Linked DNA regions of Mus musculus: regions 1, 3, 4, 5, 6 and 7 are each linked to region 2. A link is a loop called in an ENCODE intact Hi-C map of the cell type or tissue named here. Cell type or tissue: heart. All regions are shown on one strand. Region 1 holds the start of Baz2b (bromodomain adjacent to zinc finger domain, 2B). Region 2 holds the start of Marchf7 (membrane associated ring-CH-type finger 7). Region 3 overlaps Baz2b (bromodomain adjacent to zinc finger domain, 2B). Region 4 holds the start of Wdsub1 (WD repeat, SAM and U-box domain containing 1). Region 5 overlaps Baz2b (bromodomain adjacent to zinc finger domain, 2B). Region 6 overlaps Tanc1 (tetratricopeptide repeat, ankyrin repeat and coiled-coil containing 1). Region 7 overlaps Baz2b (bromodomain adjacent to zinc finger domain, 2B).

What was found. Hi-C counts contacts between places; a loop is a spot of excess contacts. Peaks named below come from ENCODE experiments on the same cell type or tissue, not always from the same donor. Only the 100,000 strongest peaks of a DNase experiment are listed, where the experiment ranks them.
Region 1: a loop joins it to region 2, with 6 times the contacts of the local background. A loop is called at or near these places in 19 of 42 quality-filtered maps.
Region 3: it touches region 2 in a loop (1.9-fold over the local background); 13 of 42 quality-filtered maps call a loop at or near these places.
Region 4: it touches region 2 in a loop (2.2-fold over the local background); 2 of 42 quality-filtered maps call a loop at or near these places.
Region 5: it touches region 2 in a loop (2.0-fold over the local background); 6 of 42 quality-filtered maps call a loop at or near these places.
Region 6: it touches region 2 in a loop (2.9-fold over the local background); 5 of 42 quality-filtered maps call a loop at or near these places.
Region 7: it touches region 2 in a loop (2.3-fold over the local background); 7 of 42 quality-filtered maps call a loop at or near these places.

The regions. Positions count from the first base shown.
Region 1 is chr2:60,122,339-60,126,338 of GRCm38, forward strand. Baz2b (bromodomain adjacent to zinc finger domain, 2B) reads right to left here and starts at 3,402. Exons shown (of 36, transcript NM_001001182.3): 1 at 3,125-3,402. In heart, no CTCF peak of the experiment used is centred here; DNase peaks (open chromatin) are centred at 2,423, 2,973 and 3,103; H3K4me3 peaks cover 4,000 bases; H3K27ac peaks cover 3,860 bases.
Region 2 is chr2:60,208,130-60,212,129 of GRCm38, forward strand. It overlaps Marchf7 (membrane associated ring-CH-type finger 7), which reads left to right and starts at 1,807. Exons shown (of 10, transcript NM_020575.2): 1 at 1,807-1,955. It also overlaps a transcript of Baz2b not described here. In heart, a CTCF peak has its summit at 1,656; a DNase peak (open chromatin) is centred at 1,742; H3K4me3 peaks cover 3,722 bases; H3K27ac peaks cover 2,127 bases.
Region 3 is chr2:60,043,532-60,047,531 of GRCm38, forward strand. All of the region lies in intron 2 of Baz2b (bromodomain adjacent to zinc finger domain, 2B), which reads right to left. Among named protein-coding and RNA genes, the nearest start is that of Gm13572, 8.4 kb to the left of the region's middle. In heart, a CTCF peak has its summit at 1,653 (motif pointing right); a DNase peak (open chromatin) is centred at 2,760.
Region 4 is chr2:59,880,255-59,884,254 of GRCm38, forward strand. It overlaps Wdsub1 (WD repeat, SAM and U-box domain containing 1), which reads right to left and starts at 2,352. Exons shown (of 11, transcript NM_001379396.1): 1 at 2,224-2,352. Gm52554 (a long non-coding RNA gene) reads left to right here and starts at 2,425. Exons shown (of 3, transcript XR_003954039.1): 1 at 2,425-2,438. In heart, a CTCF peak has its summit at 2,146; a DNase peak (open chromatin) is centred at 2,317; H3K4me3 peaks cover 1,886 bases; H3K27ac peaks cover 1,752 bases.
Region 5 is chr2:60,020,140-60,024,139 of GRCm38, forward strand. All of the region lies in intron 2 of Baz2b (bromodomain adjacent to zinc finger domain, 2B), which reads right to left. Among named protein-coding and RNA genes, the nearest start is that of Gm13572, 15 kb to the right of the region's middle. In heart, a CTCF peak has its summit at 2,123; no DNase peak of the experiment used is centred here.
Region 6 is chr2:59,828,133-59,832,132 of GRCm38, forward strand. The region is part of intron 19 of Tanc1 (tetratricopeptide repeat, ankyrin repeat and coiled-coil containing 1); the gene reads left to right. Among named protein-coding and RNA genes, the nearest start is that of Wdsub1, 52 kb to the right of the region's middle. RefSeq lists an enhancer at 641-1,229. In heart, a CTCF peak has its summit at 2,239 (motif pointing right); DNase peaks (open chromatin) are centred at 799, 1,229, 2,269, 3,879 and 1 weaker place; H3K4me3 peaks cover 1,007 bases; H3K27ac peaks cover 3,998 bases.
Region 7 is chr2:59,960,975-59,964,974 of GRCm38, forward strand. Baz2b (bromodomain adjacent to zinc finger domain, 2B) reads right to left here. Exons shown (of 36, transcript NM_001001182.3): 9 at 1,047-1,656. Among named protein-coding and RNA genes, the nearest start is that of Gm13572, 74 kb to the right of the region's middle. In heart, no CTCF peak of the experiment used is centred here; no DNase peak of the experiment used is centred here; H3K27ac peaks cover 1,439 bases.

The sequences.
Region 1 (4,000 bases), 86 kb before region 2:
CCACTAATGGCTTCTTAGCAGCTCCATGAAATCAACCAGCTGTCAAGTTGATGCATCAGAAGGAGCAGCTATGCACTCCCATAAGAACAAGCAACACATCAGGATGTTTGGCAAAACATCTGCTCCTTTACTGCAACTCTATAATAAACATGCAAACAAAGAAATGAGAGAGAGGGCAACACGTTCAGAATTCCTGGCTTTCCCTTACAGCTTGTGTGCATTTTAAATGAGTGGCTTAGATACACGAAAAGCAAATTTCAGCTAAGTCCAATACTTTTTAAGATAGTCTATTCTTTTGAAAAAGCTAAATACACTCTGATTCTTCCAGAGAGACCAGAATCACACAAAATATTTACATTTATAAATAAATAGTAAACCACATTCATCAAGTCAAATCATAGTGTTATGTACAAAACTCAAATATGAAAACTAAAATATATTCTTTTACCTCACACACTATTTAGTAAATGAGGCTGGCAGTATTGTAATCCATGCATTTGCCAAGACTGAGCAGCTAAGACCCCATTTTCACTAGCATAAAGAGTGAATGTGCAAGCTTACCCTAGTCAGTGTATTAGTTTAACCAACAACATTTCAGATAGCATTATCTAGATTTTACAATACGTGCCTAGTTCTATTTTTCTGAAAACCATTACATGAACATACTAAGTTCTGATAAATAACTTCCTATTTTAAAAGCACACAACCTGATTTCCTAAAAAAATAAAACTCTTTGTCACGGTTGCTTAAATATACATTTAGCATTTGCTGCAAATATTTGTAAAATCTTCCTTTTCTACTGAGACACACAAATGCCGTAGTGTCATCTAAATTATTGATTGTGCAGCAGTGTTTACAATAGGTGTGAGACAGCAACGGACTTAACTACCATTTTCTTAACCTGCTTATCCTCTGTTGCTTCCATTTATAATCTGCCAAATCTTCTAGTCCTTTGTTGCATGTATAATTTAGAGCCATCTGTTCTATGTGCTTTTAACTATTTAAACATTTTTCACCTACCTACAGTTCACTAAACAGCAGACACTCAATTCAGTTAAGATTTCTATGTAGCATTTTACACAGAGCATATTTCTGAGTAAATAGCAGAAAGCAGCATAGAATATTCCACAGACAGTTCAAACATACCACTTACAATGGAAGTTTTCGAATATTAGACAATCTCCTTAATGTAGTTAGAATTTTTCTATTAGCTTCTTTTTGTAAGTTCATTGTAGTCAATGTTTTTTTCCCCAACCCAGAAGACAAAGGGAATGCAAATTAAATACAGGCAGTTTCAGGTCCCTGTTAGAAGAGATGTAAATATGCTGACTGAAAATGACTACTGGAGACAAAGTTACGCTTTTCCATTCAATTTACTGTGCCTATTTATATACTCCTCAGTGAGTGTAGCATTAAGTAGGGTCATGTGACCAGCTCAACTTTTTTTTTTTTTTGGTAAGGTGAAAAACTATTTTCGACAAACAAATTTAAATTGTAGTTTTTATCATTATTTTTATGATGGTTAATAAAGTTTACATCAAAAGACTGTAAATTATCTATTAAAGCTAATTCTGCCTTTTATATGCTAAACTACATTTTTTGCCAACCCTTTGACTTTAATATTCACTACTAAGATGTAAAAGTATCAAGAATCTGATATTCTGATATTCTGTATAATTCTTTTAAAATGTAAATAGCACGAAAGAGGAGAACACAATTGTAAAAGGGGAGGTAGACACCCCAAGTGATGGATATATAAATAGTAACTATTCTCAATTTGTTAGATCTGTGGAACCTCCCAAGAAAAGAACTATATTGTTACAAATACACTTAAAAAATTTTTTTAAAACCCTCGTGCACAAAACTAGGTGGATACTAAGTGACACAGTAAAAAGTTTCGATCATTTTTTAAAAAAATAATCTTCCACTTGTTACCAAACATGGTTTTGCGATCCGTTCTGAATGCAAAATACAAAAATAAAGTGCACAACTTATCACTAGCCTCTAAGTTACACGATTCCGAAAAACGAGAAAATTTTGAGGAAAACAAAAAACCACTTTGGGGAAATTTTCTTGATAAAAGTTTACATGACGTCACATGGCCCCCTGAACCGTTCCTAACTTTGAGCCTTATCCAGGCACACTTTTTTTCATTTCTATGGCTCCTTTCCCTTCCTTAAAAATTAAAAGAGACAGACAGACTTGGGAATAAAAATTGCCCAAGATGGCGAAACGCTTGTTGTTTAGAGGGCAGGGGGAAAAATGGAGGATATTGTAATATACACAAAGGGATAAATTTCAACAACTCGGCCACGGACTGCAGCTGCTTCTCGCTTCACAAGGAAACAACACACAAAAGATAAACACGGAGGAGAGGGGAAGAGGAGCCAGCCCCCACCCCGCGGGGCCGGCTCCGAGTCCCGGCACACTTCCTAGCCTTTCCCGATCCCAATTCTGGGGTTCGCGGAACTACTTTAGGGGAGGGGAGCGGGGCGTCGCGGGGGAGGGAGGACGCGGAGCCCGAGGACCCGGAGCCCAGCCCGCCAGGCCGCCGCGGCCCCAGGACGCCCGGAGCCCTCCCGGAGCCGAGCCGCCCGGTACCCGCCGCCCGGGGCCGCGGCCCCACCCCCACCCGGCTCCGGAGCCCCAGCGGCCTGGCGCGGTTCGGCGGGAGCGAGGCTGCGGGCCCCGGGCGGAGGCGGGGGCGGCCAGGGCCCGGCGCCTCGGGAGCTGCCCCGCGGGGCGCCGCAGCGGGCCGGGCTGGAGGACGCCGCGAGGCCGGCGGCGAGGGCGGCGGGCACAATGGAGGGACGAGGCCCGCCCGGCCGCTCGCTCGCCCGCCCGCCCGCGCCCGCACTCCCAGCAAAGTTTCCGTTCCGCGGAGCCCGCACCCCCCACACACACACCCCGCCCGGTACCAGGGCCCCGCGCCCCGCGCCCTCCGCCCGGGACTCTAGTCGGGACCCCAGAGCCACCGCTGCGTCGCAGCCGCACAACAAAGAGCCACACCGGGCGGCGCGGGTAAACAGCGGCGGGCGCCTCGGGAGGGCTCCAGCCCGCAGCCGCCGCTCTCCGCCCGGAACCCACCTCGCCCGCACCCCCGCACCCCGGCTCTCAAACTCACCTTCACTTTCGAACTGAGTTGCGGGGGAAGGGATTTTCGCCCTTCCCGGGTGCGGGTTAAGCTTTTCGGAATCCCCACCGCCTCCTTATTTCTCTTCTAATTCCTGCCAGAAAGTCTAGGGAGTTGGAGTGGAGGTGAGATCCGTGATCGCGAAAGCCCTGGCTCCCTCCGTCCCCGTCTTCCGCCGCTCGCTCTCTGATTAGTTCCTATCCAGCAGCAGATTGAAGCAGGAGATGATTCTTCTCAAGGTTTGTTCAGCAGCTTCACTTCTAGGCGAAGGCTTCATGAACCAAGTGACGTCAACCAACAAGGCTTCTCTCTCTCTCCTCTCTCTAACAATGAAAGTTGCTGTTAACAAGGGAAAAAAGAGCGAGAGAATTGTTTATACCATTTCAGTTCCAATAATAAATGACCTATCAGCTCTAAAAGGAGCCAAGGGAGGGGGCTGCTTCTTCATTCCAAGAATACTGTATCTTTGAGTTTGCACCGCTCCTCGTCCCAAGAAAAAGTTAAGAAACTTACATGTTTTGTTTTGCTTTTCGGGGGGCGGGGAGGGGGGGACAGAACTGAATACTTAATTTAAAAAAAAAAAAACTTAAACGGACTGTTAGGGAACACAGATAAGCCATCTCCACCAACTTTTATGTTTGTAAACTAGGAATTGTGTTGGAGTCTACACGCTAAATTAATATGCCAAGAATTTGTGCATGCTAGGGCTTTAAAAAGCAGGGCGCAAGGCGATCTCAAGGTAAACTACTAATGCTTTTCCATGGACGAATTTAAATGCTTGTGATGTTCATGGTGTGAATCAATAATATTCAAATGAATAAACACTAAGTTCTTTTACAGTTATTTGTATAATCTGTAAGCCGTAAT
Region 2 (4,000 bases):
TCCTCAGCACTGAGAGGAGACGAAACCATAACCGGCCAACACCTGCACTGTCCTTGTCAGGGGTTCTGTAGAGAAGTTCCCACTAACTACGTTTGTCTACTATAGCTCAGGAAAATGGTGCAGTCGATCCTCTTAACACAAAATAAACTGGGAAAGATGTTCAAGGGGTCTCCACAAGGTTCAGTTCCAGAAAGGCCGAATGGTGGCTTAGACACATAACGTAACTGTTAACAATTATGGAACGCTTGCTATGTTCTAAGAACTGACAGATCCCCTCATTTAATCCCTTCAACACCACCATGAAGTTTGGGGAGCATGGCGGATTAGGGTTCCCTAACCCACAGGAAGAAGCCTGGGTTAAGGAATTCTTGGCAACATTAAAGAACTGCTGAAGACAAAGGTAATCAGACAAAGTGCTGAGATATGAACCCATGAATTCTGATTCTTAAGGGTGTTACACGGCCAAACAGAATGGAACAATTATTTCTCTTAAAAGGACAAATTACATCTCCTCAAAAGTAATCTGTACTTAATTTTATCCTTTACCAGACACTTTGTCTACTACATGCCCTAAAAGGATGACACCTGGGTGTCAACTTTAACAAAATTAAAAAAAAAAACAACCCAAAACCCTTAAGTTTGTACGAAATTTATTAGTGATGAGTGAAGAAAAATGAGAGATGATTACTGACTGTATATATGTATATATACATATGTGTATATATATATATATATATATATATATATATATATATATGTAGCATTTCACTTAGTCACTTAGTGGAATTATGTAGATCCAAGTTATTCTTTGAAACAAACACCCTTAAATCAAATAGGTCACTTAAAAACCCAAGTGCCCTCCCTGTGCTTCCAAGTTTTAGTAAGAACTTACCGTTAAACAACTTGCGTTTGGTCCATCATTGAAACGCCACATAATTTGTGGCTTTTCCCATACTCTCTTGCATTTCTTAGTCCTCATTTACATCTTAGTTTAACCACATTCACCGTGGTTTCTGAAAGTTTCTTCTCGTATTCCTCAGACTACGTCACAGATTCCCTCGCTCTTTCTAAATAAGTGAATGTCTGCTGCAAAACCTGTAGCTGCGCTCTCAGAGCTTAAAAAGCCCGATTTTTTTTTTTTTTTTTTAAGATTCCGAAGTGATCGTCCAAATACCCCGTCGCTACAACTTATTTACTCCAGGGAAACTGCCAGCAGCAGGGTGTAGGAATCAATCGGAAGGCTGTAGTAGGTGGAGGGAGAGCTGTCAAATCCTACAAGGTTGGGCAGGGAGGACGCGCCGGGGAGGCTCGAGGGGAGGTGGGGGAAAGGCAGCGTCGGACTCCATTCCGTAAACAGTCCCTGCGCCACTTGCCGAGCGCAGAGAAAACAAAATCCACCCCCGCAACCAGCCGGGCGGGACCCGGAGCGGCGGGCCTGGTAGGGGCCCGCGGCGGGCGCGGGAGCCAGGCGGGCGCCGAAGCCCCTCGCACTGCGGGCGGCGACCGGCCCGCCCGGCCTCCCGCGCCGCGCCGCTCCGGGCGCCCGCACGCCCGCACGTCGCCGACCGTCTGCGGCCGCTTACCGTGGCGCCTCGCAGCTTCCCCCGAGGCGGCCCTCAACGGCTGCCGCAGTCAGAGCACCACCCCGCGGCGGGGCACGTCTAGCCCGCCCGCAGCTCCCGGCTCCCCCGCAGCGCCGCCAGCGCCGCCGCCGCCGCGGCTCTCGCGAGAAGCGGGCGAGCGAGCGCGCAGGGGGCGGGGGAGGAGGAAGGGCGGGGCTGCCAACGGCGGCGGCCACTTCTGCGGCGCATCCGGAGGGGCGGCCGCCATTGTGCTTCGTCGCCGACTTCTCTGCCGGTAGCCCGAGAGCCGAGCCGAGCCCAGCGAGGAAGGCGGCGGCGGTGTGGCTGCGGCGAGCGCGACACTCCCTGCAGCGGAGTGCTCGGTGGAAGAGGGTAAAGAGCGGCGGCGGCGGCGTGGGGGGGAGGGGAGCGCTGGAGTGCGAGCCACCCCCACCCCCACCCGGGACCCCGGGGGCAGGGCGGGCGGGCGGGCGGGCAGATGGTGCGCGTCCCTCGGGGACCCGCGACGACCTGCGGCGCCGGGCGGCCGTAGTGCGGGGTCGGCTCACCCGGGATTTCGGTCGGTTTCCCCCAGTCCCCTCGGAGTAGGTGGAGGGAGGTAGGCCTCTCGGTGGCCCCGCACCGGGAGTGGCGTGACACGGGCATGTGAGGCAGGAAGGCTGGCTCTCCTGACCCGGGGCGAGACACGGGTGTAAGGGGCCGACTCTAGACACGCAAGGTGTGAGTAGTAAAATGCACCCTCACCTTGGAGAAACTGCGTAGTGAAGAGCGCGCACGCACACACACACACACACACCCCGAAACCACTACAGTGAACACCCTCCTTCTCCACCCCCCTACAAAAGTACGTGTTGGTATATGGGGGTGGAAATCCGTGTGGGTCATAAACATGACGTCACGATCAGTGTGAAAACAGTTTAAAGAGCGGGTCCGGGTCACACGCCATTCTGTAGTTTGTGTGTGTGTGTTTTTATTGTCTTCAGTGTCCTTATTTTTTAAGTCCCACCCCCCCTCCCCCGTTTGTATCCAGAACGTAGGGGTGAGTACCGAGATACCGTCCTGATTGACAAACAATAGTACTCTCACTAAAAAAGGTAGATCCTATGTAGTCTCACAAGATAACCCGAAATGGGGTCAGTATTTCCTTTTGAGGAGCTTTTGTGTGTGTGTGTGAGTGAGAGAAGCAGCAGTTGTGCTGAGGCAGTCGCAATGGAACCAGAAACTCTGGCATCGCCATGACCATAGTTATTTTACCTCTTAAGATCTCCTAGTTGAGATGAGTCCCCTCCACCCCCGACTCCTGGGATGCCTTTTTTAAGGAGATAGTGTGTGAAGCAGTCAGCAGAGCAGGCACACTACAGGGCATAATACTTGTACTGTGGATTTTTAATGACTTCAAACAGAAGGAATTTACCACCAAGTTTTATCATCAAGCATTCTGGTCAGAACGAAACTTGGACTTTGTGAGTTGTGTCCCTATAGCTTCATGTTTTTATGGGTTGATTAGAGGGCTCTTACCTTGTGTTTCCCGCTGGCACTGAACTCATGATGTTATCCAGACCCACCTCTAAGGTAAGATACTCTTGCTTAAGCCTTCTGAGCTCCGGGATTGCTGTGCCACCAGATCAACACCACCACACACTTCTAGTTTTGCCCTAGATGTTTGGTACACCATCCACCTCCCTCCTTCACGCCCTCCTCTTTCTCTCATACCCGAAGATTTTTTTTTCATTATTTGACAGTTTCATATATGTATATAATGCAATTCAGTACCCCCCATTACCTTATTTTCAGTTACATGATGGGTCAGATTGTCTTACACAGTGTAGGGTCTCGGGCATGCTAAGCATTTGCTCTCTGAGCTATATTCAAGACCCCTCAACCCAGGTCAGGTGTCTTGAATAAGGAAGGTTGTTTTCTCATATAACTTCACAGATTTTTCTGTGTTCTACATGAAGGTTTTGGATAATCAACTTGAATGTGAGCCATCTGTAGCCTTTATGCAGTCAAATGTTATTCCATATCCATCTCTCACACACCTGTCATCTGTTATATCCACGTTTTAATATATTTTAGGAAAGTAATGGTCGAGTGGAAAATTTATCAAGTAGTGTAAGCATTGTTTGGTTACCAGGTTAGAACTTCCCTTTGCAGGAATGAGCTTGACGCAACATCTTCCAACAACTCACAGTTTAGTCATCAGACCAACGCGTAAACATGCACCTTACTGCCTTCCTTACTGTAAATACTGTACGGACAGACTGTGGGGTGGAAAGAGGGCACACGCTTGGACAACTGTAGAGTGCTTGAGCTAAACTGAGGCTTGGCTAGGACCTGCTGTGATGATGTGCTGTTTTGGGAGGTGACAGGGCTTTCCGCAGTGGAAAGGTAATGAAGGAAAGTTAGAGCTTAGCAGT
Region 3 (4,000 bases), 160 kb before region 2:
GTGGTGCCTGAAGCCAAAGTTAAATGGAACTCTGTTTACGTTCGCATTTTAATATCACATTAATGTCAGAAGGGCGTTGCCCATGCCTTTAATCCCAGAACTCAGGAGGGAGAAGCAGGCGAATCTCTGAGTGTGAGGCCAGCCTGGTCTACAGAGCGAGTTCCAGGATAGTCAGGGCTACACAGAAAGACTCTGTCTCAAACAAAACAACAACAAGAAAAACACGTTAATGTCTAAATTATGAGGCTATTAAAAAAGTAACTAAGAGTAATTATAAATTCTAGTTCTACTATAAAAATTAAAGAAAAAAATTAGACAGCTTTCTGCCTAACTGTCTCATAGCTGAGGTCATTAAAATCTGGGGGCGACAGGGTTACTCAGCAACACAGCACTTGGCTAACACACTTGAATGCAAGGGCTCAATCCAGTGTTCAAACAAAATAATACTGATCATATGATAATCCTAAAGAGTGATTTTAAACCAATGACCACATAACCTCAGAGCAATAACTAACCCAGTCAGTATTTACTAAAAATCATAAATTTCCATTGATATAACAAAAGATTAAACTGTACCGAATTAAACAAAAGTGTTTAAATAAAACAAGAGAAGGACACCAATAAGGAAACTTCACTTCTATTCGAAGCAAAGGAAGCAACCTTAAGTGGGATGGCTCAGGGATTCATCCACAGAGGCCACAGCCAACGCCCATCCCAGAAGGAGCCCACACTCACACAGCAGAGGCAGGCTGACCTCTGAGTTCAAGACCACGGCTACAAAGTGAAACTCTGTTTCAAAAAACCAACCAACCAACCAACCAACAAACAAACAAACAAGGAGCCACAACAACAAAACCCACTACTGTGAGAAAGTACATCAATTCTAGTCATTGTTGATACTCCAACAGCCCCTCCTAAGTCCATACTCAAATAGAATACCCAGTGATAAATCATTTGGACCCCAATCTACTCTCTCTCTCCTAGTTAATTATTTAAAGTCTCATGGATTTCTCTTTTGAAGTTTGTAGTCGTGCAAGGGATAAGAGAAGGGCTAACAACCATTGTTTAATAGATTGGAAAATAGTAGCTAAAAGTAGCACTTTAAATGGTTTCAGCAAAACTTTTTTTAAAGAATTTTTTAATTTATTTTATATATATGAAGACTGCCACTGTCTTCAGACACTCCACAAGAGGGCGTCAGATCTCACTGAAGATGGCTGTGAGCCACCATGTGGTTGCTGGGAACTGAATTCAGGATCTCTGAAAGAACAGTCAGTGCTCTTAACTGCTGAGCCATCTCTCCAGGTCAGCAAAAATACTTTTCTAAAAATAAAATGTCAGGTAGACCAGTACAGTTAAAAAAAAAAAATCAAGGTACCTCCAGTGTAGTAGTATGGTTTTTGAGGCTAAAGGATCTAAAACCAAGGACCTGCCAATGGCCAATGGGTAAAAGTGCTGCAGCCACACCTGACAATCTGTGAAATCTCAAAGAGCAAAGAGAAGGCCAACTGAGTCTGGTTTCTTCACATGGGCAGAGTGCACACCCACACACATGCAAACATACAGACAAGCTGGAAGAGCAATGAGTTTCTTTTCTTTCTTTAATTTATTTATTAGTGTTCTGCCTGCATGTACACCTACCTGCCAGAAGAGGGAATCAGATCCCAGTATAGGTGGTTGTGAGTCAGTATGTAGTTGCTGGAAATGGAACTCAGGACCTTTAAAAGAGCAGCCAGTATTCTTAATCTCTGAGCCATCTTGCCATCACAGAAATTAATTTCTCAGAGGATGGTGTGCTATTTTCTCTACTGAGCTAATTTAAGCAAAAATAGGATACTGTAATTGGAGTCTTGAAAAACCATAAACAAAGAGATGAATATTAAATCTATACAACTAAAATGCATTCTAATATTTGACTGGTCAGAGTAGAATATTAAATATATGTATAATATAAAATAAAATATACATATTATATGTAACATATAATATACAACATTATACAAGTAAAATCTCTCATCCACTACTAAGTAATTAATGAGGCTCTGCATATCTTCCCATTTCAGAGGAGACTGGGTAAATTCAGTCATAGGGCCATAGAAAACTAGATGTTAAAATTTGTTAGACTGTGTTACAGGTTGTAGATAGGAGCTAGAAAACCAAGAACTAAGCAAGCGTGTAACATGCAGAGCCAGAAATCCTTTGACACAAGTAGCTGGTAAAATATATATAAAACGATATTTGACAACACAAAACTAAAACTGCATGAAATCTATAACATGATAATTCCACTTACAGATACTTCAGCAAGGAAAGTTCTGAAATATGGATATAAGGAATCATATGTAAAAAATGAAATTGCAAGCTGGAGGCAGAGTGGAAAAGCTGGAAATCTTGTGAACGAATAAATCAAAAGTATTAGGACATGTTTTTATTATGAAATAGCACTCAGCAGTTAAAAAGAATTGAGCTTGATATTCCTCCTATGCCAACCCAGCTTTAGAGCTGTCAGGGTCGGAATGACTTGCATTTCTGTTTATCTTGTAATTTAGGGCAGGGTTCATCTACAGCTGACAGTAAAACAATCCCAAAGAGGGAAACAGTGGACATGTGTTAGCTTTATCAGTGATGAGACTCTCTGCAGGAGGCAGAAAGCTATACAAATCACAGGTTATGAAAAAAGTCTCAACTTGAATGAGGAAGTGAAATACTTTCTGGTTCTCAGATGTGAAGAGAAAGTAGGAAGAGCTGACCAGTCCTGCCAGCAAGGCCTGGAACAACAGCTAAGCTACTCTAAGGGTGGGACAGGAAAACTTCTGACTTCAAGGACTTCCAGGACAACACAGGGATAGCAAGGCCAGACTGGGCAATTTAGTGAGATTACTAAATAAAAAGCTAAGATAAGGCCAGAGGATAGCTCAGTGATAGACTGCTTGCCTCTTTTGAGGCCCTGGGTTCAAGTCATAGAACAGCAAATTTTAAAGGCATTTTCTTTTTAAAATAACAGTGCTTGCAAGAAAATGTCAAGATGATACAACGATGACCCATATATCAGCCAGTGTTTCCCTAGTGACTTGCCTTGTATATGCTGACTGCATGACAAAACAAAAAAGGCAGTTACAGATATGTTTTCAGCTGTAACCAACACTACCAGAAAAGCCTCTCATGGTCCTCTTTAAAGTCACACTCAAGTCCTTTCCTCTGCCACCTCTAACCCCTAATAACCACCATTGTTTTCTGGCTTATATATAGTATTGCTCTTTTGATACAGGACAGAAATGGAGTCATAACCCTGCCCCCTTACTTGGTTTTTTGAGACAGGACTTCTTCATGCAGCCCTGGCTGTCCGGAAACTCCCTCTATGGACCAGGGTGTCCTTGTACTCAGAGATCCACCTGCCTCTGCCCTGAGTGCTGGGATTAAAACAGGCACCATCAACTCCAGGTTACAATAGCCTTTTATGGTTGGAGTATTTCCTTTAGTCAAATACATGTGACAAGGATCCAAATGGTTGTATGCATCAATACTTACTGGCTATTTATTGTTTAGTATTTCATGGTAGGAATATACCATATTATGCTTATTCATGTGTTACAAACCTTTTAGGGTGTTTCTGTTTGGGTGTACTATAAAGATACTATGGACATGTTCAGGTTCCTATATGTACATAAGCTTTTGTATTTTGTGAGATTAATGCCCAGAAATGTGACTGCTCTTTGTGTGTGTGTGTGTGTGTGTGTGAGAGAGAGAGAGAGAGAGAGAGACAGACAGACAGACAGACACACAGACACACAGAGAGACATAGATAGACAGACAGACAGATAGACAGAGTCAGAAGAACTACCCAATTTGTTTTTCAGAAAAGTTGTATCATTTTACTTTCCTACCAGTAATGCATTTAGAATCCAGTCTCTCAACATTCTGGTCAGGATGTGCTACTGTCACTAACACTTTACAACCATTTTCTTTATTTGCCTGTGTGCTGACCACGTGACCATGTGTG
Region 4 (4,000 bases), 330 kb before region 2:
CCCACCAACTGGGGACCAAGCATTCAAACAGACGAACCTAAGAGAGCCATTCTTGTTCAAACCATTACACTTCCATGGGAATTGTTGGTCGGAGAAGCCCCAGAAGCTCGCCCCTCCCCTCAAACAGCACAGGCTCTTGCCAAGCCTTGGTTGTCCACCAGAACTAGATGACAAAGCTCTACTGCTGGAAGGTTCCACATCTCTTGGTTCCAAGATACAAAGAAATCAAGCTGCAAGCGACCTGGAAACCTCCTCCATGCTGGCTAGCTGTTAATGCCATTGGTGCTATGGAGGCTGATGGAGAAAAAAGACAAATCTTAACTAGCCGAAACTCTATGAACTATAATCACAACCTGGCAGGCAAGATGTAGCCACCATTGTAATAGTGGCACAACTCTTAGGGAGACAACCAATCCTTCTCTGACTGGATTTGTGGGCAGATGGGAATCAATGCCCAGTACTGAAAAACCTGTCTATCGCCTATGCCTAGAGAGGTCCTGGGGAAACTTATTACTGTTGTTCAGCTTAATTGACGAAGAGTCAAACTGTCCTTCTAAGTATCTGTGCTTATAAGCACAGCCAAATAAATGCTGCTCTCAGCCCCAGAGAGACCTCTCTTTGCCATCGATGGTGAATGCAGAGTCTCATGGAATGCAGTATAGATACTGAGGCTAAGGAAAGCTGAGGAATCAGCCTGAAATAAGATGTTTATAGCATCCCTTCTAAGGCTTAGGAACAACTGTAAGACAGGGAACCAAAAGACTTCAAAGGCAGCGGACAGAGGAAGTGCTCTGAAATCCCACTCATTAGATATAGCCACTGCAATCATACATGCCCAGCAACCTTGTTACTGTGCTGAGCTCGCACAAGGTTGGCGCTGTCAAGACAGGGATCAGGGAAGTGGCTCGTGAGGCACCGCTTCTTACTTCTGAACTATTGGCCAATGGTAGATTCTGGGAGAGGGGGGCATTGTGTTCAGGTATCCAAGGCTGACCAGCATTTGTGTGAGTCTGGCTTATTTCACTTAGCAGGGTCATTTCTAGTTCCAACATTTTCCCACAAATATCATGATTTCATTTTTCTTTGTGGCAAAGTAAAATTCTATTGTGTATATGTACCGATTTTAAAAATCCATTTGTATCAGTTTAAAAAAATCCAACTGGCAACAGTCATCTAGATCAGTTCCATTTCTTGTGGTATGCAGCCTTGTACCGCACACAGTGCATGTATCTCTGTGGTAGGACTTAGATCTTTGGCTACATAAGATGTTGTACAGGCAGGTCGAATGTCAGTCTTCTGAGAATGCTTCATACTGATTCCTGCAGCGGCAGCCCCTGTGTGCATTCCCACCGCCAGTGACCACAAAGAAGTAGGCACCCTGTCCATATTGCTTATCTCTGCAACCACAGCATGCAAGGCAGTGCTAGGTACCTAACGTGCTCAAATGAAACTCCGTTCCAAATATAGTTGAGTTTGCTTTTAAATGTTACATATGAAATCTAGCATGGAATGATTTAGAAAGTAAAGCTTCCAAAACAAAAATCTAACTGTGGAAAAACAGTATAATTAAAAATTAGTGCCGGGCATCCTGGCCTGAGCCTGTAACACCAACACTAGGGAGGCAGAGGCAGGACGAGGATCAGGGGTTCAAGATCACCTTCAGCTAAACAAGGAGGTAAAGCCTACCTAACTAGTCTCAGAAAACCAACAAACGAGTAACAATCGCGGCTGAAACCATCCCTAAGAAACAGACGTGACCTCGACTTGTAAAATGGATAATCTCTTGTCTTCATCTAGTTTACGGAAATCTCTACAAATAAATAAGTAAATGTTTTCATTTTCATCTTCTTCCCAAAGTTCAGCAGCCTTCCCTCCAGGTCTCTCATAGCCTCACAAAACAAAACAAGCAGAAACACTCCAACAGGTTCTCGGAAAACAAGCTCAGATGGAGCTTTCTGGAGCCGGTCCAAATCCCCGGAGTGCCAATGCAGCGAGAGACTTTCCGAACCGGCTCCCGCTCTCTCTCTCTCGGCGCACAAGAGGCCGGGCGAGCCAGCAGGCCAGTGGGGTGTGCGTGACCGCAGCCCACCCGGTGGCCCGGTCCTGCCCCCGCCCCAACGCCACCTGGCGTGCAGCCCACACTCACTTCCCTCGCACCCGGACTGAGAGTCCCGCCTCCGGGCGGCTCCTCCCCTGCGCGGCTCCGGGGTCGAGGTCACGCACCTCCGGGTTCTGAGGTCACCAAGTCTGCACTGCCCCGGGCTCGGCCCCGGGCTGGGCCCCGAGCTGGGCTGCTGGGCTGGGCTGCTCACTAGGCAGAGCCCGACTCACTGGGTCACGTGTTACCTAACTGAGGTGGGCGTGGCTGCGGCGCAGGGAGAGCCGCGCAAGCCCCACCCCGCGCCCATGCCCGCGCATGCGTGCCCGCGGCAGCTCCGGTAGGCCGGTTCCCTGTGGGCTTTGGCTGTGGTAATTTACCTGGAAGTTGGTTTTTTTTCTTGTTTGTTTTGGGTTTTGTTTTGCTTAATGGTCCAAATGGGACTATATCATACTGCCGAATGGTAGTTTAACTTTTTTGCTCACAGAAAAAAAAAAGTTAGATTAAGCTCCTTCGTACTTAGATCTCTATCCACACTTCTGAACCTCAACTAGAGCTAAATAGAAATGGAACTACTGGGTGTATGAGCCTAAAGAATTTTCAGACTTACGTTACATACCAAGTACCCAGTGGCTCTGGGTTGTTTGTACTTGGCATGGTTTGTACTCTGAATGATATATGTAGAGTGGTGCCTGTCTCTCCACATTCTTGCCAGACTTGAGTGTTATCTTTTTCTATCTCCATAGTGACTGGAGCCCTGGTGAATGTGTATTTTGTTTGATATGGGCATAGCCGTATCAAGGAGCCCAGTGCCTTAGAGCCATGGGACTGGAAAAGCCACCCCTCCTGTCTGACGTTCTAACGTTAACGGGGTGTGCAGAAATGTCCTCTCTAGCTTTGTCCTCCTGGATGTTTACCGCCTGAAGACTGGTCCCCCACAGAGACTGCTCCTAGTGATGAGCTAAGCCTGTCTCCTTGTTCAGCTGTATACTATAAACCCTGCCATCTTAATTCAGCTATATGTTGAACTGTAACCCCTCTCTGTGTCCAACTGTATGTATTAAACAGGCTGGGTTCCCAGGGTTCTGCAGCCTTTTCCATGAGAGAGCCCAGACCATGTCATCCCAGATTCTGTGGATGTGTGTCTGTCACGCCTTCTTTCCTTTGAGGCCCGTTGCAAGGATGCAGCACATCTCCATCAATTTGACTGGCTATTATCTTAGTAAAATCTGTGAAATCTATGAAAGAAACCTAGGTGATAGTTAATAGTGTCAATGTGTCCAGAGCTAGAATCACCATGGAAACAAAGTTCTGGACATGGCTGTGAGGGATTTTTTTGATTAGGCTAATGAGGTGGAAAGGTCCACCCTAACTGTGGTGGTACCATCCCACTCGGTGACTTGGGCTGAAGAAAAAGGAGCACCAGTGTTTATCTCTTTCTTGACTTGGATGCAATGTGACCAGTTTCCCCAGGCAGTGCTGCCCATGTTCCCTGTCACGATGCTCTTTATCCTCTGGAACTGTGAGCCAAAGTGAACCACCCTTTCCCCAAGTTGCTCTTGCTGTGTGTTTTATCACAGCAATTAGACAAGGGACTAGTAGACCCCGCCTACAAACACCAGTTGTTTGCTGCAGCACGTTCACCCCATGGGACAGGTAGTTTGGGAGAGGCAAGCCCTCTCTGGTAGCTTGTCTCTTGCTTAAAACCTTGGGATATGGAAGACTTTCTAAAATATGCCAAATAGGAATCATTTATAAAGAAAAGATTATAGAGTTAGGTCTCTGTTCCTCCCCAATTTGGACAGATGGACAGGTATTTCCTCTGTAGCACCACCTGAGTCCTTGAGACCAGATGGTAAAAGTCGGGGGAGGGGAGCATACGTAGTATATTTTTGGCTTCTG
Region 5 (4,000 bases), 190 kb before region 2:
GAGTACACTGTAGCTGTTTTCAGACACACCAGAAGAGGGCATCAGATCCCATTACAGATGATTGGGGGCCACCATGTGGTTGCTGGGAATTGAACTCAGGACCTCTGGAAGAGCAGTCTGTGCTCTTAACTGCTGAGCCATTTCTCCAGCCCCTCTTTTCTCTCTTAAGTGACTCTAGTCAAGGTAATTTATTATAGCAAAAAAAAAAAAGTAGCCAAGATCTACTGTAACATCTGCTGCTGCTGTTATTATTAAGATGTAAAATCCTGACAGGGGAATTGGTATTCTCTCAAGTCTATGCTAGAATGGCCACACGTTGTACAAGGAAAATGAGTAAATAAAAGTAACTATAGCATTTTTAATAACACCACACCAACACTTTCAGTTCAAACTCACAAAACAAACTTTTATTTTTATAACTACAGTCCTTATTTTTAATTTGCCAAAAATCTCAGTTCAGACACACACACACACACACACACACACACACACACACACACACAGTTCTTGATACTTTTTAGAAGTCAATCCATTACCACCTGTTAATCTTACAATCAGCAACCAACAGCTTCAGAATAAGTACAGCTACATTAACACAGTAAACACAGTGCTTTTGACCCTCAGAATATATATGAATGTGAGTACACTGTTGGTCCCTTCAGACACACCAGAAGAGGGCATTGCATCCCATTACAGATGGTTATAAAACACCATGTGGTTGCTGGGAATTGAACTCAGGACCTCTGGAAGAGCAGTCAGCGCTCTTAACCACTGAGCCATCTCTCCAGCCCAGAATATATTCTTTTAGGATGTTAAAAAAAAAAAAAATCACACTATAACATCCAGAAATTATTTGAAATAATTCTCTCTGTGGCTATGCCTTCAACTCTACTTAAAAGCACATCCCTTTGTTACAATTAACTGCAATATTTAAGGATGGAACTCAACAGGACAGCAAATATTTTTAATAACACAAATCAGTGTGCCCAAAATAACACATAATGGTGGAGGTGTGGCTTGGCTGGTAGAATACTTACCTTGTATACACTGAGTTCTGGATTGGATCTGGTCAAGATATAAACCAGGTGTGGCGGCTGATAACCTCAGCACTTTCGAGACAGAGGCAGGAGGATCACCGTTCCAGTCACTTTCAATATACAGCTCAAGGTCAGGCTAGGCAACACCACACTCCGCCCTCTCAGGAAACAAAAGACCATCAATGCGTACAGCTAGGCGTGGTGGCTCCTACACATGAGCTCAACACTTGGGAGGCTAAGGCTGAAAACTGCCATAAATTTGAGGCCTGCCTGGGCTTCAGAGACCACACCTCAAGCAACAAAACACATAAAAACAGAACAAAAAATAATATATAAATATGCTTTATCCAGTAGGGCTTTTATTAATCGCATGCATAAATTGAACTGGAGATTAAAACAGTAATTTTAAGCTACATCACTAATACTTCAAGTGTTTAATAACTGTAACAACATCCTTGTTGAAAATACTATTGAACAGCACCCTGACCTCAATGGCTGACATCGTGCATGAGAAAATCTGTTCCGCATTAGGAGGCTTAAGGTTGTCAGAGGGTGGACTGGCAGCTTTGGGGAAGGGACTGCCTTAGTCAAGTTTTCCTGAGAACCGATGCCGAAATCACGTGAAGCAGCAGTTCCTCCATGACAGAGCTGCAGCCTGACCATGCTGCAAGCCTGACCATGCTGCATGCCTTCTGCAATGTGTGTATTTGACTACCATCAAGGAACTCCATTAAGTGAAATTTAGCTGACATAAAATGTCCATTTAAACTAGCTACTCAAAAGTTAATACCAAGTGATCCCAATTACGTATTTCATCATTTCTCACACATTTTCATCAAAACAGCCCTAGTTTAAAAAAAAAAAATCACAAAAGTTCTGTGCTTTTGCAACACTGTTTAAATCCAGGTATCACTGGCATAGGGTCCACAAATAAACACATGCTGCTCTCTATTTCCCAAATTCACAGTCCCACTGTGATTGGAGAATAAACAGCAGGCAGAGAGTGGCACAGAGAACAGCAGCAGCAACTGCGAGCTGAAGACCTGCCCGCTCACTGTGCTGAGGACGCCAATGGCTGCACTGCCCCAAGTCTCTCAACAGGAGGAGACTTTACGTCAGAATTCCAGAAGAACATCTTTTTAAAATAATTTCTTTCTTTCTTTTTTTCTTTCTTTCTTTTTTTTTTTTTTTTTTTTTTTTGGAGATTATAGTATAACTACTTTTCCTTCCTCTTCTATTCCTTTCCATACCTCCCATGTATTACCGCCTTTGGTCTCCTTGAAATTCATGACTTTTTAATTGTTGTTACATATACATGTGTGTGTATTCCTAAAATAGAAATACAATCTGCTCGTCCATATCTGTATGTATGAAAATCTTTCCCACTGGTCAAAGCAAAAATGTAGAAAACACTGGCTACTAATTCAAACAATGGCTACCAAGCCTAGACTTCAAGGCTTAGAAACATATTTATTGAATAGTCATAGGTATAATACTGGGTTAAAAATTGTGGGTCATAATTCCTTAAGAGATCATAAATCTATATAATAGGACCTCTTCTTTTAAGCACCAAAATATTCTGGGTCACTGCAAATATAATCTAATGCATTGGAAAATATTGATCTATCTAGTTACCAATAATTTGTGATTTTTTGCAGGAAAGAAAATCTTTTAACTTTCATATAATCAAATAATGATAAAAATTTTCATAAAACCAGTTTACAACTTCCATCCACTTCTATTCAGAAAGTAGGAAAAAAAAATCACACATTATACTGTTGAAAACACAGGGACTGGCATATAAGTCAGTTTAATGTGTAAAAGACCCTAGCTTTGATTCCGAAAAGTCATTACACCCCTACCCTAATGAAAAAACAAAAAAACAAAAAACAAAAACAAAACTTAAGAAGGCAGGACTCACAGAAATAATGGCTGTAGAAACTTACCACGTTACTTGCCTCTGAGAGATGTTATAACCTAATCAAGTTCTGTTTCATCCCACAACCAAGGCTGTGAACCAGAGAGCAAGTTAAACAAGACTGCTGAGCTGCACTGCTCTTCTGCTGTATCACCTACCAAAAGCAACTTGGCGAGGAAAGGGCCCACTCCGGTTTACAGATTACAGTCCATCGTCAGGGGACTCAAGGCAGGAACCTGGAAGCAGGATCCATGCAGAAAGCCTGCTTACTGGCTTACCCAGCTTCCTTCCCATCCAACTTCCTCGTATGTAAGGTGGTTCAGGCCTACCTGCCTAGGGAAGGCACTGTCTACAGTGGGCCGGGACCTCCCACACCAATTAGTAATCAAGAAAATGCCCTACACACATGCCCCCAGGGCAATTTCTTAACTGAGGCTTCCTCTCCCCAGATGTCTTTAGTTTTGTATCAAGCTGACCGAAGCTAAGCAGCACAGATGGGCTGGGACAGGGGCTAACCCCAGGTCCTTTTCCTCAGACCTATCCTTTTGAGATTTTTCTATTCTCTGAGACTTTGAGTACATACTGTCTTTTTGTTTGTTTTCCCATGAGCTACTTTCCTTGCCACCTAAAGAGGCTACCAGAGTATTTCTTAACAAGTACCATGCCACCCTTGCCTTCTCAATGGTGCTCCGGCTCATTTCATATCTGAGACGCTTCCCTTCCATAGCCCAAACGCTGAGTGCCATCATACGGACCCACCAGCTGTTTGTTTTTTAAATTTAGTCCTATAATATTTTTGCTAGCTGCTTCTTAATAAGCTGAACATACCCTGTGTCACTGCTGACATCATCTATGATGTCATAGGATGGCAGCCATCCACACTGCGGCCGATACACTGCAGTATTGAGGGCCACCTCAACAGTTCCAGATGTTCTCAGGCTAAAGGTTGGTACACATGTGCTGGGCAACATGGACAATCTGTCAAAAGTAACGTTCCCACTGTGTTTAATGCTCTCTTGCTTCTTTGTCTCTTGGTGGCTCCTTC
Region 6 (4,000 bases), 380 kb before region 2:
AGCATCCCTGGTTCTCACCCTCAGGGCAGCATCCCTGGTTCTCACCCTCGGGGCAGCATCCCTGGTTCTTACCCTCGGGGCAGCATCCCTGGTTCTCATCCGCAAGCCCTGGACCACTGCAGGGGCCCACCCTGTGTGTGCTTGAGTGACAGCTCTGTTAGAACACTTCATAAACAGCCTTGTCTGTGATGAGATGACTGTGTTCCCAGCAAGCTGACAGTTGAGAGTTGTTTCTTTTTTTAAAATCAAATCTTTGCCCGGAGAACTTCAATATGTAAAGGATTCTGCCAAATGATCCATTTTATGGTGCCAAGGAGTGTTTCTCCGTGATGTTTTCAGTGAGCTCGGATGGCTAAGTGTCAGTTAGGTTTTTCCTAAAATGAACATCTGCCGGGACGAATCTGCTCGTGCTCAGAAGACAGCGCTGCCAAGGTGAAATCACTCAGGATTGTCAGGATAGGGAGGGGATGTGCTTGCTTTTGGTTTTTTTTTTTTGTTTTTTTTGTTTTTTTTTTAATTCAATCACACAGATGATATCTTGTTAAGCGATTGCCAAGTAAAAGCACTTGTGCCTGGCTTCAGTGCCTCGTGTTCACAGGGACTGGGGCCTTTCCTTTCACGTGTCCTTGTGTTTTATTGGCCAAACACAAAGCAGCAATGTCCTCTTTCCCACCCTGGTCCTGCCTTTCACACCCCACCCCTGCCCCCACTCCTTTTTTGTCTGATGAAGCCAAGTTCACTGACCCTCATTAGAGCTGGGGCCAAGGTTGGCTTTCTCAGCAGGATGGTTGGAATTCCTGAGCATAGCTTGTTTTGAGTTTGTTTGTTGTAGCCCTCCATGCTTCCGAATATGGGAATGTGGTATCCTGAAATCCTCACCTCTGTGGAAACTTGAGATGCATCCTCGCCTGGGGAGTTTGGTGATGGAGCTAAAAATACTCACTCTGGGTAGAAGAGGAAGCCAGTGCTCCAGTGTCTGTCATCAGCAGTGTCTCCTTAGGAATTCCTGTATAGAACCTGATCTGGTTTGAGGCTGAGCAGAGTGGACCTGCGCTGACAGGTTCTTAATCGCCCCCCCCCCCCCCACAGCAGGTCTGCACTAACAAGCACACAGCAAATCAAATCTGGCTGTGGAGAAAGAAGAAGGTGGGAATCTGACCCCGTCGCCAGGCCTGGCAGGGCGGGCACGCTTGTCAGCTTGTCAGCTGCTCCAACGTCCGGCTTCTCTGCTGGCTGGTGAAACACACGAATCCTATTTTTAGCGCAGGGCTGTCTGATGTGTTACTGTCAAGACTTCAGCAGCAGCTGCAGCAGAGATTCCAGATTCCGACTTAAAGGCACCCCGTTTCTCAGTGGTGAAGCCCCTTCACTAAATGAGAGGGGGGAGTGTTGAGTAGGTGGACCATCCAGTCTCAAATGCAAGACCGGACTTGTCTCTTTCCGGGGACTCCTAGGTCTCGGTGTGCAGACACATGTGTGCACCCCTGATTTCTTTCTCCTCCTGCTTGGGTCCAGCCATGGAAAGAGGAGGAGAGTCCCTGAGTGGAGGAGAGTTCCAGAGCAGCAGCTGGCACCCAGGTCTTTTATGGCCCACTTGAGGGCTCCTGCAAGATCAGTTGAGATAACGTATATTATAGGAGAAGAAAACAAAACAATTTTTATATCCTTCAGAACCCCTAGGGGAGGGACAGACTTTTGTAATGAAAGGCACGTCAGCTGGAGCCATGCACACCAGTGTTGCTCTCCTTGAGGCAGAGGTGCACATGACAGAGAAATGAGCATGGCTCACAGGGACTGCACAGGCCCAAGCTTCGGACTCAGCCTCTGCATAGGCTGTGAGACAGAGACAGGTAACATGGGCGAGGCCACACGTGTGAGGTTCTCCAGTGAATCCATACCTGATCCTCCCTAAACAGAGGAGATGTCTATCAAGGGAGGGTTCCCACAGGGACATCAGCTTCCCACATAAAGCGGAGCAGCTCGTCCATACTCAGCGCTTCTTAGGACATCTGAGCATCTCAGTATAGCTTCTCTTTCTGCCAGAGGCAGGTGTGGGTGCCGTATACTTGTGCTAGAGCCTGTAGTTCCTGCCTGGCTTCTTACAGGGACTGAGGCTAGCTCTACCACTTCCTTGGAGAGCGGAAAGGGTCCAGTGCTACTTCCTGGAGCAGCGTTCTACCACTGATGCCGAAACAGTGCCCTTAGGGTGTGCTGTGCTTTGTTTGTGGAACACGTTGACAGCCAGCAGATGTCAGCCTATGCGTCCTCATGGTCAGGCCTGAAAAGGCTGGTGTCAGCTTTCAATCTGCTGCCTCCTCCGGTCCCCTGACTTGCTCCTTCTGTGCTGTCCGCTGCAAAATCAAGAGACTTGAGGTCAGTTAGAACAGAGTCCCTTGAACACGTTTTCCTGGAGAGGTGTGCTGACCTACTTCCTGAGAGAGAAGAAGGTGTTGTCACTGAGTGAGGAGGAACTCACACTGAGCGAGAGTGGTCTGGTGGGACCAGGCCAGCAGAATGCCCCTCACCTCCCCAGCGAGAGGGGAAGCTACTGAAAGATGGACAGTGCCGACTGTAGGGTCCACATTCATGCTCAGGGGCTTGGGACCAGAAATACCATGAGAACCGGCTTGTCTTTCTGGAAAGAGGGGCTGCCTGTTCCTGCTGTCTTCCTGGGCTTTAGATGCTAGGCCCCCGAGATGAGTCTTCCTGGTAATCTGCTCCGTCCCACGGCTCCTGCCTTGCTCCTTACTCCCTGCACAAGGCTGGGATGGGACTCGGGTGATATTAGCACTCTCAGAACCAGCTGTCTGGTCTGCAGTGTCTGTGTCTCTGTCTTCTGTCTGCCTGTCTGTCGTTAGTCCATCTGTCTGTGTCATGGTTAACCTCAGTCACCAGGGCCATGTATAAGGGAAGCTGGAGTAGTTATGGGCAGAGGTTTAGGAGCCAACCCTGGTGGCATAGTATTTATAGAAGGCCCCAGGAGGAGCAGGCATCAGGCAGCTGTGTGGGAGGGGCCTGGAGAGACAGGTCCACGCATGCAAGTGTATGGGAAGCAGCCTCCTTGATCACAGGTGTCCGAGGTTCTCGTCACCATATCCCTAGCTCTGATGAGGAGGCAGATCTTGGGTCCCACTCTCTCCAAAAGGAGCGTTCAAGGTCCCTTCTCCAGACTGCTCTTGCAGTGTGGGCTTTTACTCACTGAGTCAAGCATGTAAGATGGGTCTGTTGTGTTGTCAAGTTGTGTTTAGGTGTGGGGCATGTATTTTCATAGATGTGTGAATTTCCCACCCTATGATAACATTGTTCGCTGGCGTCTCCCACTACTGACAGCAGTGTGGGTAGTGTCCGGCTTGAGGCCTCGTGAGGAACACTGCCACACAAGTGTGCATTCACCCGATCTGACTCCCAACTGCTGTCTCCTGCCGTCATTCCCACCAGTGAGGAGTGGGTGACCCCTCGTGCATCTCTCAGTTGCATCGGCTGCTGAGGAGGCCGGGCACTTTCATATGATCACGGGCACCGCCTTGCTTTTGTGAAGGGTTTGTTTCTGCTGTTTCCCATTTGTAGCTGAGAAGTCCACCTCTTCCCCAACCGCCCCACCCCCCGATCGTGGGGATACTGCTGTCTTCTGGAAGCTGGAAATTAAGGATATATTTAAAAACAGTCTTCCAAGGAGGCACGGGAATGGCACCACAGGCTTAAGCTGCTTCCTCCTCCTGGCAGCAGGTCACTCCCTTCTAGGGAGCATCTATCCTGTGCGGCTCAGAGCCATGCTGCCCTACAGGGCTTGACATTAGTGTACTGCCGCTGTGCTCAATGGATCCCAGCGATCACAGAACCCACCCTGATTAAAAGGGCAAGGGTTGTCACTGGCACCTGCTATTGTCTTTTCTTGGACACGTGACAAGGCAAAAGCCAGGATGGAGGTGAGGGGAGGGGAGGCACTGACAGTCACGTGAGCACTCTTTCCCGCTGGAGCTGCACTCCACACCACACCCAA
Region 7 (4,000 bases), 250 kb before region 2:
TTCCCATTAGTTACTAAAAAATTCCTGTCAGAACAGCAACAAATCCATATACAAACATTAATACATACATATTTGTATCATTTCTGTATTTATATTTTAAATTATCTTTCATTTTATGAATTTAAAAGCAATCTCTATTTATAAAAAAACAAACCAAACCACTAGAGAGAGTAGATGAAGTCAAGGCATAAGATGATGACCCTATGTCATTTAATAAATCCTGCAATCAAAAGGGACTTAAGATTTTGGTTTTTTAAATGACCATGGTGCAAAATTTTCCATTTTAAAGATAGGTAGTAATGTTTTAATAGGTAGCAGAAGAAAATAAAGCACACCCAAGAATACCTGGGCAGCACTAGCTGGCCTTGGTAGGGTAATGGAGAAGACATTGCGGGAGGAGATGGGGCATGGTGAGGAGCAAGAAAGGGGCAAGGTATGCTCAAAACACATTGAGTGAAATTCTAAATTAATGCATAATCCACCCACTCACCCCCCCCCCACCTCAGACAGGGCTTCTCTGCCCAGCCCTGGCTGTCCTGGAACTCACTCTGTAGAGCAGGCTGGTCTCCAAATCACAGAGATCCACCTGCCTCTGCCTCTGCCTCCCAAGTGCTGGGATTAAAGGTGTATGCAGCTAACATGGGTCAAAATTATTAGCTGTTGTTGTTATTATTATTATTATTGGTTTCAATCTGCCTGTGTGTTTCCACAGTGCTGGGATTGAGAGAATGAGTCACCACCACCTGGCTTAAAATTAGTTTTGAAAACATAACAATTGCACTGTGTAAGTGGTCATGATGAAATGGAAACTCAGCAACCTGATCAAACTGTTTGATTCATGCACCAGCACTTTACAATTAGTCACTAATGCCAGGGGAACCACAATCTAAGATTTAACTTACAGTTTCAGAAACAATTTTACGTTTTATTGGCTGTAAGAAATCAGTGAGTGGCGGTGAGTCTAAGTGTGAAAATCACGATGTTTTAGAAAACTTTCTGGTACATACACTTAAAAACAAACTTTAAAAGTTAAAGCAGAAAATAACCTGATTGACTGTCATCAGACTCATCATCTTCATCATCCTCTTCATCTTCTTCCTCATCATCTTCCTCCTCATCCTCATTTGAGTCCTCAGAGTCTTTACTACTGGGAACGTCTGAATCTGTCCCTCTAAACTGTTCCACCAAGGCCGCGGCCGCTGCCGCCGGATGGGGGTGATGGTGCGCTTTGAGCGGGGTTGCGTCATTGCTGACCCGCTTTTCCTTCCCACTGCTGTGCAGGATGGGCGAGGCAGAGGGCAGCGCTGGAGTCTGACTGCCAGGGGCTCTCCTCCCACTCGTGCTCAGATTGACAGGTGAGGAGAACGGGGTGCTACTTGAGACATTTTCGTTAATCTTACTCTGCATTTTCGTTTTGGTAGTTAGTGCTAACGGAGCTTCTTGAATGACGCTTTGAATGACTCCATTTGGTTGGTGATTCCCTAAAAGTGCATTTGTCAAAAATGGATTAGGGTGGTTGTTATCTAGTGGTAGTTTTGGATGTGCTGGTGAGCTAGAGGTTGCTTTAGTATTTGACAAAGCTGCAATAACCTTCTTCAGGCTCTTCCCCATCTCCTGTTTCTTTCCTTGTGATGGGAATGTCTGCTTATATTGTTCCTGGTGAAACACAAGTTAAAAACAAAATGAGAAGGCCGGGAGACAGAGACTGAGTCTGTTTGTCAGTATCAGAACACAGCTGTCCAGAGAAACTTACACCGTGACAGGTCCAGGCACAGGGAAAGGAATGTCAGCAACCGCAAGGGGCTATCAGACCTTGCTTAGACATCCCGTGTCCACACTCTCATCTGTTTTAACCACTCAGAACACACATGCCTCTTGACTGTCCCCTCTCCTGACTGCTGTTCTCATATTCACAATAACCTAGTCTGAGGCCCTAAAACTGTCCCCCCCTCCCCTCCAAAAGCTCAAAGCAAAAACACAACACCAGCTAGTCCATTATGGATTCTTTCATGAAATATTGCTCAAATTTAGGACATTGCTGTTAAGCCTTCCTGTCCAACTCCTAGTAAATACCACATATGAATGCAGACTTTGTATTGCATTAGTTTTCTTTGAGTAGCTTCAGGGAGCCCCGTCAACCTCAGTTAGATGCAAATCATTTCATGGCTAGTCACTAGGCAGTTTTCTAGCTGGTCGGGCAGCTGCTTAGACCTGAGTCACGTGGCACCTTCCTCCTCCCACATTTTGCTAAAATCCTTTGTCTACAGAACTGTTTCAGGAGCATGAAACCCTGTCCATTCTTCAGGCAGTTTTCCACATTCCTCTCAGACAGACACATCCCTCATTCCATCCCCGGTGCTCCACCCAGCTGATATTCCATGGTCGACCAGTTGTTTGGTTTCTTTTTTTTCCTTTGTTGAGACAGATTATCATTCATGTAGCTCGGCTAGGCTGGCCTTGAACTCCTGACTGTCCTGCCTCCAACTCTCAAATTCTGGGATTACAGCATGTGTCCCAAACACTTGATTCTATGTATAGTTTACATGTGTTAATGCTTTAAAGAGTTAAGTTTCCATTGTTTGATACATTTCCAAAGCAGAAATTCTCTCTTAATGGTCTTCTAGAAACATTAACTAGAGCCCTGTTCTTGAAACACACCTGAGACGAATAACACTAGATTACAAAATGAATTTTTGAGGAAGAAAAAAAAATGGTCTGTTTATTTCTTGCTTTTTGAGCTAGAATCTTATTCTAGAGTGCAGGTCACTCTGGACACATTATTACCCAAGGTTTCTCCAACTCACTATAATTTTCTTGCTTCAGCCTCAGCTGACATTAGAGACATGAGCCATTATATTCAACTTATTTTTCAAAGCAAAAATTTAAGGTACCTGGGGGCCAACTGGGAACTGGGTACTAGGTTTTCTAACTGAATATTCCCAGCATACACAAGGTGCTGGGTTCAATATCCAGCACGGGAGGAAAACAAATAGAATACAATTTTCTTGGGAAAATTTATAAATAATAAATTCACAAAATTTACTTCTATAGGTAAAAATTAGAAACCAGATATTAAAAATCTGAAATAGTACTTCAGGGGCTAAATTCAGGGGCACAGTGGCTAAGACCACAGGCTGCTCTTCCAGAGGACCTACTTTAATTTCCAGCAAATAGACATCTGGTGGCTCACAGTTGTCCATAATTTAAGTACAGGGGTTCCTTCCCATAAACTCTTCTAGTCTTCCTGGGTACCAGGCACACATGCAGAAAACAGACATACATGCAGAAAAAAATATCCATTCACGTATAATAAGAAAATAATTAAATCTTTAAAAAGGAACTACTTGATAATAAAAAAGCAGATTTTACTGTTATAATTGAGATAATATATAATGATTTAGAATTATTAAAACATATTTTGCTAATTTGTTTTGTTTTTCAAGACAGGGTTTCTCAGTGTTCCCTGGCTGTCCTGTAGCTCTGTCAACCAGGCTGGCCTCAGTATGGAAAACCACCTGCCTCTATCTCCTGAGTACTGGGATTAAAGGTGTGTGCCACCATGGCCTAGCTTGTTTTGTTACTTTCTAAAATAAGAGGCTGGAAAGATAACCCAGTGGTTAAGAGCATTTATTGCTCTTTCAGAAAGCAACAGGTCATTTCCTAGAACCTATATGATGGCTTTTAACCAACCATAACTCCAGTTCGAGGGGATCCGACACCCCCCACCCTGCTTCTAATGCCCTTGGGTATCAAGTACACACACTGTCCATTCTAGCTCAATACAGCCAAAGCAGGCACACAGAGGAAAAATTACATTACTCAAATAATTCTTTGTAAGCAAATGATATTACATTCATACAAAAAACAACCCCCAGGAAAATGTTAATTAGTTAATCATTCAATATGTCCCTTTGGTGTATATACTATGATTCTCAGATAAAATACCTTTTTAAGTCTGTGATACAATTTTCTGACAGAAAACTCCAATGTGTTGTATCTC